Regions from separate parts of the Homo sapiens genome. Here region 2 is linked to region 1. A link is an interaction called in ENCODE POLR2A ChIA-PET data of the cell type or tissue named here. Cell type or tissue: B cell. All regions are shown on one strand. Each heading gives the region's core, and the rest is flanking DNA. Links, peaks and the distances in the headings are about the cores only.

What was found. ChIA-PET counts read pairs that join two places held together with the same protein. Peaks named below come from ENCODE experiments on the same cell type or tissue, not always from the same donor. Only the 100,000 strongest peaks of a DNase experiment are listed, where the experiment ranks them.
Region 2: POLR2A ChIA-PET joins it to region 1 with 9 read pairs; 2 of 35 experiments call an interaction of 5 or more read pairs at or near these places.

What each region holds. Positions count from the first base shown.
Region 1 is chr2:38,803,728-38,808,125 of GRCh38, reverse strand. It overlaps DHX57 (DExH-box helicase 57), which reads left to right. Exons shown (of 24, transcript NM_198963.3): 22 at 1,433-1,567. Among named protein-coding and RNA genes, the nearest start is that of GEMIN6, 28 kb to the right of the region's middle. In B cell, for the core only: no CTCF peak of the experiment used is centred there; a DNase peak (open chromatin) is centred at 1,925; H3K4me3 peaks cover 808 bases; H3K27ac peaks cover 1,859 bases.
Region 2 is chr2:39,027,392-39,031,789 of GRCh38, reverse strand. All of the region lies in intron 8 of SOS1 (SOS Ras/Rac guanine nucleotide exchange factor 1), which reads left to right. Among named protein-coding and RNA genes, the nearest start is that of SOS1, 91 kb to the left of the region's middle. In B cell, for the core only: no CTCF peak of the experiment used is centred there; no DNase peak of the experiment used is centred there.

The DNA of each region.
Region 1 (4,398 bases), core at 137-4,136:
AAAATTAGCTGAGTGTGGTGGCGTGCACCTTTAGTCCCAGCTACTCAAGAGGCTGAGGCAGGAGAATCACTTGAACCCGAGAGGCGGAGGTTGCAGTGAGCCAACATCACGCCACTGCACTCCAGCCTGGTGACACAACAAGACTCCATCTCAAAAAAAAAAAAAAAAAAAAAAAAAAAAGGCAAGACACAGTGGCTCACGCCTGTAATCCCAGCACTTTGGGAGACAGAGGGAAGTAGATCACCTGAGGTCAGGAGTTCGAGACCAGCCTGACCAACATGGAGAAACCACTTCTACACTGAAGATACAAAATTAGCCAGGCGTGGTGCTCATGCCTGTAATCCCAGCTACTTGGGATGCTGAGGCAGGAGAATCACTTGAACCCAGGAGGCGGAGGTTGCAGTGAGCCGAGATTGCACCGTTGCACTCCAGCCTGGGCAACAAGAGCGAAACTCCGTCTCAAAAAAAAGGCCGGGCGCAGTGGCTCACACCTGTAATCCCAGCATTTTGGGAGGCCGACGCAGGTGGATCACAAGGTCAGGAGATCGAGACCATCCTGGCTAACATGGTGAAACCCCGTCTCTACTAAAAATACAAAAAATTAGCCGGGTGTGGCGGCGGGCGCCTGTAGTCCCAGCTACTAGGGAGGCTGAGGCAGGAGAATGGCGTGAACCCGGGAGGCGGAACTTGCAGTGAGCCCAGATCACTTCACTGCACTCCAGCCTGGGCAACGGAGGGAGACTACGTCTCAAAAAAAAAGTTATATTTACTGGTCCGGTTGTAGTGGCTCACGCCTGTAATCCAGCACTTTGGGAGGCCGAGGCAGGCAGATCGCTTGAGGTCAGGAGTTCAAGACCAGCCTTGCCAACATGGTGAAACCACATGTCTACTAAAAATACAAAAATTAGCTGGGTGTGGTGGCGCACACTTGTAATCCCAGCTACTTGGGAGCCTAATGCAGGAGAATTGCATGAACCTGGGAGGCGGAGGTTGCAGTGAGCCGAGATCGCACCAGTGCACTCTGGCCTGAGAGACAGAGTGAGACTCGGTCTCAAAAAAAACAAAACAAAACAAGAAATGTGTTGGGATTGGGATACTCAGATCTCTGGTCCAGTGTCATCAGCTGGGTCACTGCACCTGATCATCAGTACAGACCCAAAATATCAATATAGTTTTCTCCCACATGGCCTCAATGTGGTATAGACACCCAGAGCCACTGCACCTATATTCATACTTCTTGGTGGAAAAAAAAAAAAAAAAGCATGTGCTTGTTCTGCTTTCAGAAGGAAACAAAATAAGAAAGAAAGGGAACAAACAGGAAAGCTATTCAAGCAAGACTGAGCAAGACTGGTTTTGTGCTTTTGTGCCAAGAGATACTTTCTATGAGAATATATATATTATATGTCTATTTTTACAAATACTTGTTGTTTAGGTGAAAAGCCCAGAAGGAAAATTTCAGAAGACCAGTACTGGAGCTGTCAGAATGCAACCAAAATCAGCTGAGTTGAAGTTTGTCACCAAGAACGATGGATATGTACACATTCACCCTTCATCAGTGAACTATCAGGTCAGAATGGTGGAGTATACTTAATGTTTACAGGTCGTCCTGGGGTAGGAAATGCAATTCCTTAAATTCAGCCACACCATGTTCTATCACTTGCTGTCCCCAGCAATACCACTGACTGAGGGAAGATTGAATAAGAATAAACAGACTGGAAATTGGACTATTTCTGGAAAGACTATTTCCATTTGAAGAAAATTCTACTGAATACCAAAAAGTACTCAAGCCTGCTTTCAGATATAAAATTGTTTCTTTGCAATGGTAATTGAAGTCATGAGCTAATTACATCACTGAATCTGTGCCTTAAAAGGAAATGAATGACCTATTCTTGCATACCACTTCCTCAGCTCTCAGCCTGCCACTGAGGCTTCTGCCCCCACCACTTCACTAAACCCATCAGAAGTAACAAATAACTTCTTAGTTGTCAAAGCCAGTGTCATCCCTTGGTCCTCATCATGCCACCTCTCACATGGTATTTGACATTGCTAATCTGTCTTCCTCTTGAAATTCTCCTTGATGTTATTTTTGCTTCTGAAATATCACTTTCTTCTCTCTCTCTATTCATCCCCTCTATCTCCTTTATTAGCTTATCTTCCTTTGCTCTGAAACAGTGGTTCTATCCTTTGTCCTTATTCTCTCACCATCATGCCCTCTTCCTGAACCACCAAAGGCACAACAGCACTTACACATCCCAACTGCCACTTACACACAGACGCAGACCCCAAATCTGTCTCTCCAGACCTGCAGTTTTTTTCTGAGCTCTCCTGCTGGAAAACATCAGCTAGAAGTCTTTTAGTCATCTCAAACATAAAAGCTGAAAAATCAAACTCAATGATCCCCAATTCACTCTTCTCTTTCTGTGCTGTCTTGGTGGAATGATACCATCAAAACCAGAACCCTGAAGTCACATAGACTCCCACTTCTTTTCTTATGCCAACTGAGTTGGTCACCAGGTCCCAAGAATGCCTCCTTGTTGACATCTCTAAGATTTGCCTTTTATCCCCACTGCCACTTCCTTAGCTCAAACCCCAAACATCATTTGCCTGAAATTCTATAATAATCTTACATCTGGTGCTTTCTGTCTCCAACCTTCTACTACTCTACTGCTGCCAGAATTACCTTTACAAAACATCAATTAGACTATGTCAATTCCTTGCTTAAATCTTCATATCCAGAGTGTACCACACACTCTCACATGACTCCTTACATGGCCCTTCCTATACCTTGTCACCAAATTTGAAACATTCAGGCTGCTCTATCCTCTGGAACTACTGAGGACCATGTTCACAAAGCCTGGAAAGGATTTCCTTAAGCTTAGAGGAGTTTGAGGGTCAGGAGGTCATCTGCCTTTTCAGCCTGTTAGGAACCAGACGCCTGAGTTAGCTCCACACCCCCTCCTTTTTTATATATACTTTTTGTTGTTGTTGTTTTGCATGTTTCTCAAGAAAGAACTACTCCTCTTTTGAGAATCCAAATCGTTCATGTATCCATGTAATATCTACTAGCGCCTAATCTGTGCCAGGCACTGTTGTAGGCTGTTGAGGACAGTGGAAGAAACTAGATGGACACAGTCTCTGCCCTCAAGAAGCTTATGTTCTAGTGAGGGAGACAGGCAATACATAAGTAAACAGAATCTCAGGTAATGCTATAAAGCAAAATAGAGCAGGATAGAGAGACAGAGAGTGACAGGAGAGGGGCCCTGCACGTGGGGTGGTCAGGGAAGAACTCCGGGATGAGAAACAACTGAGCAAATCCTAAATGAAGAGCAAGTCATGCAGATAGAGAGAAAGGAGAAACATTCCAGCAGAGGACATAAGTGCAAACATCACAAGGTGGGAGTGTATTTGGTGTGTTCCAGGAAATGCATGAAGAGGCCAGTGGAGAGGGATGATCAAGGGTGAGAGTGGTGGGAGATGCACGGGGACGAGTAGGCAGGGGTGGGGTAGGGCTGGGTGGACCTGGTAGCCATGGCAAGGACTTGAGATTTTTATCCTTGGACACCATTGGAGGGTTTTGAGCCATAATTGGACTTATTGTTTTTGTTTTTATTTTTATTTTTATTTTATTTATTTATTGAGACAGAGTCTCTCTCTGTCACCCAGGCTAGAGTGCAGTGGCACAATCTCAGCTCACTGCAACCTCCACTTCCCAGGTTCAAGGGATTCTCATGCCTCAGCCCCCTGAGTAGCTGGGATTACAGGCATGTGTCATCGCTCCCAGCTAATTTTTGCAGTTTTGTAGAGACGGGGTCTCACCATGTTAGCCAGGCCAGTTTCAAACTCCTGGCCTCAGGTGATCCACCTGCCTCAGTTTCCCAAAGTGCTGGGATTACAGGCGTGAGCCACCACGCCCTGCCAGACTTATGTTTTTAAAAGATCACCTTGATTGCTGGGTAGGAAAGACACTATAAAAATGCAAAACTAGAAGTGGGGACAGCACTCTAGAAGGCATCACAGTGGTTTCTGTGAGATGACAATGGTTTGTACTAAATTGGTAGCTGGGTGCCTATAATCCCAGCCCTTTGAAAGGCCGAGGCGGGCGGATGACTTGAGGTCAGGAGTTTGAGACCAGCCTGGCCAACATGGTGAAACCCCATCTCTACTAAAAATACAAAAATTCGCCAGGTGTGATAGTGCAAGCCTGTAGTCCCAGCTACTTGGGAGGCTGAGGCAGGGGAATCACTTGAACCTAGGAGGTAGAGGTTGCAGTGAGCCAAGATCATGCCACTGCACTCCAGCCTGGGTGACAGAGCGAGACTGCATCTCAAAAAAAAAAAGGCTGGGTGTGGTGACTCACACCTGTAATCCCAGGACTTTGGGAGGCCGAGGCAGGCAGAT
Region 2 (4,398 bases), core at 329-4,328, 220 kb before region 1:
TAGATTTCTTTCTTGGGGCTAAGTAAATATATTGACCAGTATTTTATTTTATTTTTATTTTATTTTGAGACAGAGTCTCACTCTGTCGCCCAGGCTTGAGTGCAGTGGCAAGATCTTGGCTCACTGCAAACTCTGCCTTGCGGTCTGAAGTGATTCTCCTGCTTCCCAAGTAGCTGGAATTACAGACGCCCGCCACTACGCCTGGCTAATTTTTGTATTTTTAGTAGACAAAGGGTTTTGCCATGTTGGCCAGGCTGGTCACGAACTCCTGACCTCAAGTGATCTGCCCACCTCGGCCTCCCAAAGTGCTGGGATTATAGGTGCGAGCCCCCACACCTGGCCTGACCAATATTTTAAAGGTTAGCAAATCAGTACATGTTTGGTTCCACAAAGGTATTAACTTTTTCTTTGTTCCTTATACATGGGATTTTATCTCCCTCTCCCCAAGATGCACCCAAACAAACCTTAGAAAAAACCATCCAGGATGACTTTGAATTCCCTAGAGAATTGCCTATTCTTTTTCTTGTATGCTGGGTCCTTGTAACCTAGGGGAAAGTAAGTTTCCCTCTATTTTAAAATTCAGGTTGAAGTCTATGTTGTTGTGTGTACATGAGTGTATTTGGTTTCCTAAGGCTGCCACAGCAAAGTACCACGAAGTCAGAGGCTTATAAACAACAGAAATTTATTCTTTCACAGTTCTGGAGGTGAGGAATCTGAAATCAGGGTGTGGGCAGGGCCACACTTTCTCTAAAGGCTCTAAGGAAGAATCCCTGCTGCCTCTGCCTAGCTTCTGGTGGACCCCAGCGATTCTTGGTGGTCCTTGGCTTATAGATGCCATCACTCCCGTCTTTGCCTCCATCTGCACATCAGCTTCTTCACAGCTTCACGTTCTTCTCTATGTGTCTGCATCCAAATCTCGCTTTCCTTTCTCTTACAAAGACACCAAGTCAGTGGATTTAGGGCTCACCCTAATCCAAGATGATCTCATCTCAACTTGATTACATCTGCCAAGATCCTATTTCCAAAGAAGATCACATTCATAGGTACCAGGGGTTAGGACTTGAATACATCTTTCATGGGGGACACAATTCAACCCTTAACAATAAGTTTTTGGTACACTATAAAAATTAAATTTTTGTTGTTCTGATTCTCCAGCATATACACTGGCTACATTGGCTTTATACGCTGGCTTCCCCCTAACACCCCCATCCCTCTTTTTTAGAGATAGGTCTCGCTCTGTCACCCAGGCTGGAGCGCAGTGGTATGATCATAGCTTGCTACAGTCTGGAACTCATGGGCTCAAACAATCTTCTCATCTCAGCCTCCCAAGTAACTGAGACTACAGGCATGCACTACCATGCCCAACTAATTTTTTTAAATTATTTTTTTGTAGAGACAAGGTCCCATTTTGTTGCCCAGGCTGATCTCAAACTCCTGGGCTCAAGGGATCTTCCCACATTGGCCTCCGAAAGTGCTGGGGTTAATGGCATGAGCCAATGCACCCAGCCTTTTCTTTCCCCCTCTTTCGCTTTTTTTTTTTTTTTTCTGTTTTCTTTTTTTGTGTTAGGCCAATTAATCATTTCATCCTGATCTTATATTTTTTATTTTTATTTATTTATTTATTGAGATGGAGTCTTGTTCTGTCACCCAGGCTGGATTGCAGTGGTGCTATCACAGCTCACTGTAACCTCGACCACCTGGGCTCAAGTGATTCCTCAGCCTCACAAGTAGCTAGGACCGTAGGCACATGCCACCACGCCTGGCTAATTTTTTAAAATTTTTATTTGTAGAGATGAGACGTCGCTCTGTTGCCCAGGGTGGTCTCAAACTTCTGGGCTCAAGGGCTTCTCCCACCTAGACCTCCCAAAGTACAGGGATTATAGGCGTAAGCCACCGAGTCTGGTGGAGAATCAATGGAGGTTCTCTCTAGTGTACATTCCCTTGAACCAGCTTTCTAAATTCAGAAATTCTTATCTAGAAACCATCGGCTCAAAGCTACATGGTATTGGAGCTGACCACAAATGTTGAATGTCTAAAGTTAAACATAGGATAGCGTACCACAGGAGCCATTGTAAACAAACAGCTAACTATTGTATTACTCCAATTTTTAATTTAATTTTTTGGTTTTGGTGTTTGGGGTTTTGTTTTTTGTTTTGTTTTGTTTTTGAGACAGGGTCTCACTCTGTCACCCAGGCTGGAGTGCAGTGGTACAGTCACTGCTCACTGCATCCTCAACCTCCCAGGCTCAATTAATCCACCTACCTCAGCCTCCTGAGTAGCTGGGACTCTGGTTGTGCGCCACCATGCCTGGCTAATTTTATTTTCTGGTAGAGACGGCATCTGGCTATGTTGTCCAGGCTAGTCTTGAACTCCTGGACTCAAGTGATCTGCCCACCTCAGCCTCCCAAAATGCTGGGATTACAGGTGTGAGCCACTATACCTGGCCAATTTTTAATTTTAAATAAACTTGACTGCTGTGAGGTACATTTGTAGTTAGTGATGTTTTCTCTGATTAGAACAGAGAGGTGGTTTTAAAAGATATGTTTTCATAAATGACATATCGTAACATTTTTTAGGGTTGATTGCCTGTTTAATGTTTGGAATTGAAATTTCGTTTTAATTAAGAATTTCATCTTCTCCACCCATACCTTTTAGGTGTGCTGGTACCATAAAATAATAATTTATTTGAATGTCATGACCTTTCTTTCCCTCAGCTTTTAGTGGAATGTTTAAAATGATGTCATGGCAAACAGGAGCAAAAGCCTTGAATTACACAGCAGTTAGTTAATTAGTTCTGGAATAATTTGGATAATATTTCATACATTTGCTAAGAGGGCTAGTAAATCAAGTGTTACTCTTTGCATTTTCTATGTTGTAATCCACTGTGGTGTCTCATCAAACGGTATGCAAATAACATTCCAAAATCGAAATGTGAACCTAATCTTTGCTTGTGTTCTGTTACGTTGTGATGAGCTCTATGTATATAATATTTAAAATAAATGGAGATCTTTATTTTTATATCCCAAATGTTAGACAATTACAATGTATATTTCTTGGGTGTATACTTTGTCATTCTTGTGCATTGCAATTTACCTGTTCTATGGAATAGGTTTTATTTAGTGAATATTGAGGTTTTTCAAAGTCATTTCAGTTATTTGGGTACCTATTATAGTGAAAAGTCACGGGACTGAAAGTCAAGAATTGTGGATCTAGTACCTGCCTGTTAGTGCCTTCAAGTAAATGGTAGTTCCTTCGTTGTATACAATGCCATGTTGGAGGAAATTAATTCCAAGGAATAAAAACGAATTCAAGCATTCCTTTTTTTAATCAAAGGGAAGCCATTATATGATTGTGAGTGAATTGAGCATATAAAATGCACTGGGTACAACAATTTATTTTTTATGTATCAAACACTCTTGAGTTTTAGTCTCCTGAATACTGCTATATTCTTTATATTCATTGTAGCTTTTTCTTTTGACAGCTCCTTACATTTAATCCCATTTATCTCCCAGGGTTTCCTTTGCATATGGAACACACCATATTGACTATTGCCTCTTTACTTATTTCTAAGGGACCAAAAAAATTCGTCACTGGTAAAAGTGGTTTCTTTCTTGTGAAAAGTTAAATTTTATCATCTCAATAGAGCATATGAGTTTTCATTCTGCTTTAAAATATGATTCCTGGCTGGGCACAGTGGCTCATGCCTGTAATCCCAGTACTTTGGGAGGCCAAGGAGTTCGAGACCAGCCTGGCCAACATGGCAAAACCCTGTCTCTACTAAAAATACAAAAATTTTCTGGGTGTGGTAACACGCAGCTGTAATCCCAGCTACTCTGGAGGCTGAGGTAGGAGAATCGCTTGAACCTGGGAGGTGTGGAGGTTGCAGTGAGCTAAGATTGTGCCACTGCACTCCAGCCTGGGAGACAGAACAAGACTCCATCTCAAAAAAAAAAAAAAAATAATAATATGATTCCCTAGATGAGTTTAAGTACAATCTCATATGGTAATATAATCTCAGGATTTAGTACTTTTTTTAAAACTATTCAAATAAACTGCCTTTGTACAAATGTAATTGTTACTATTGCACATTATTATTAAATAGGCACTCATGAAAAGCATGGTATTGAATATCACTGGTAACAAGAGGATGCTGCTTTGTTGAGTCTCATTTACATACTAATTGCCACTGCTTTGTCTCTGTAGCCACAATAAGCCACCCTTTTGATGGTAGTTAGCTTGAATTATATTGCACCAGTGCCAAGTTTAAATTAGCTATGTTAAGTAAAAGAAGCAAAAAGTGGTAGAAGAAAGGTCATTTATTACACTGAAATTTATTTTAGAGGCTTGCCTAATGCTATAAAGGTAAAAATGACATTTTAAAAGTATTTCATCAGGAAA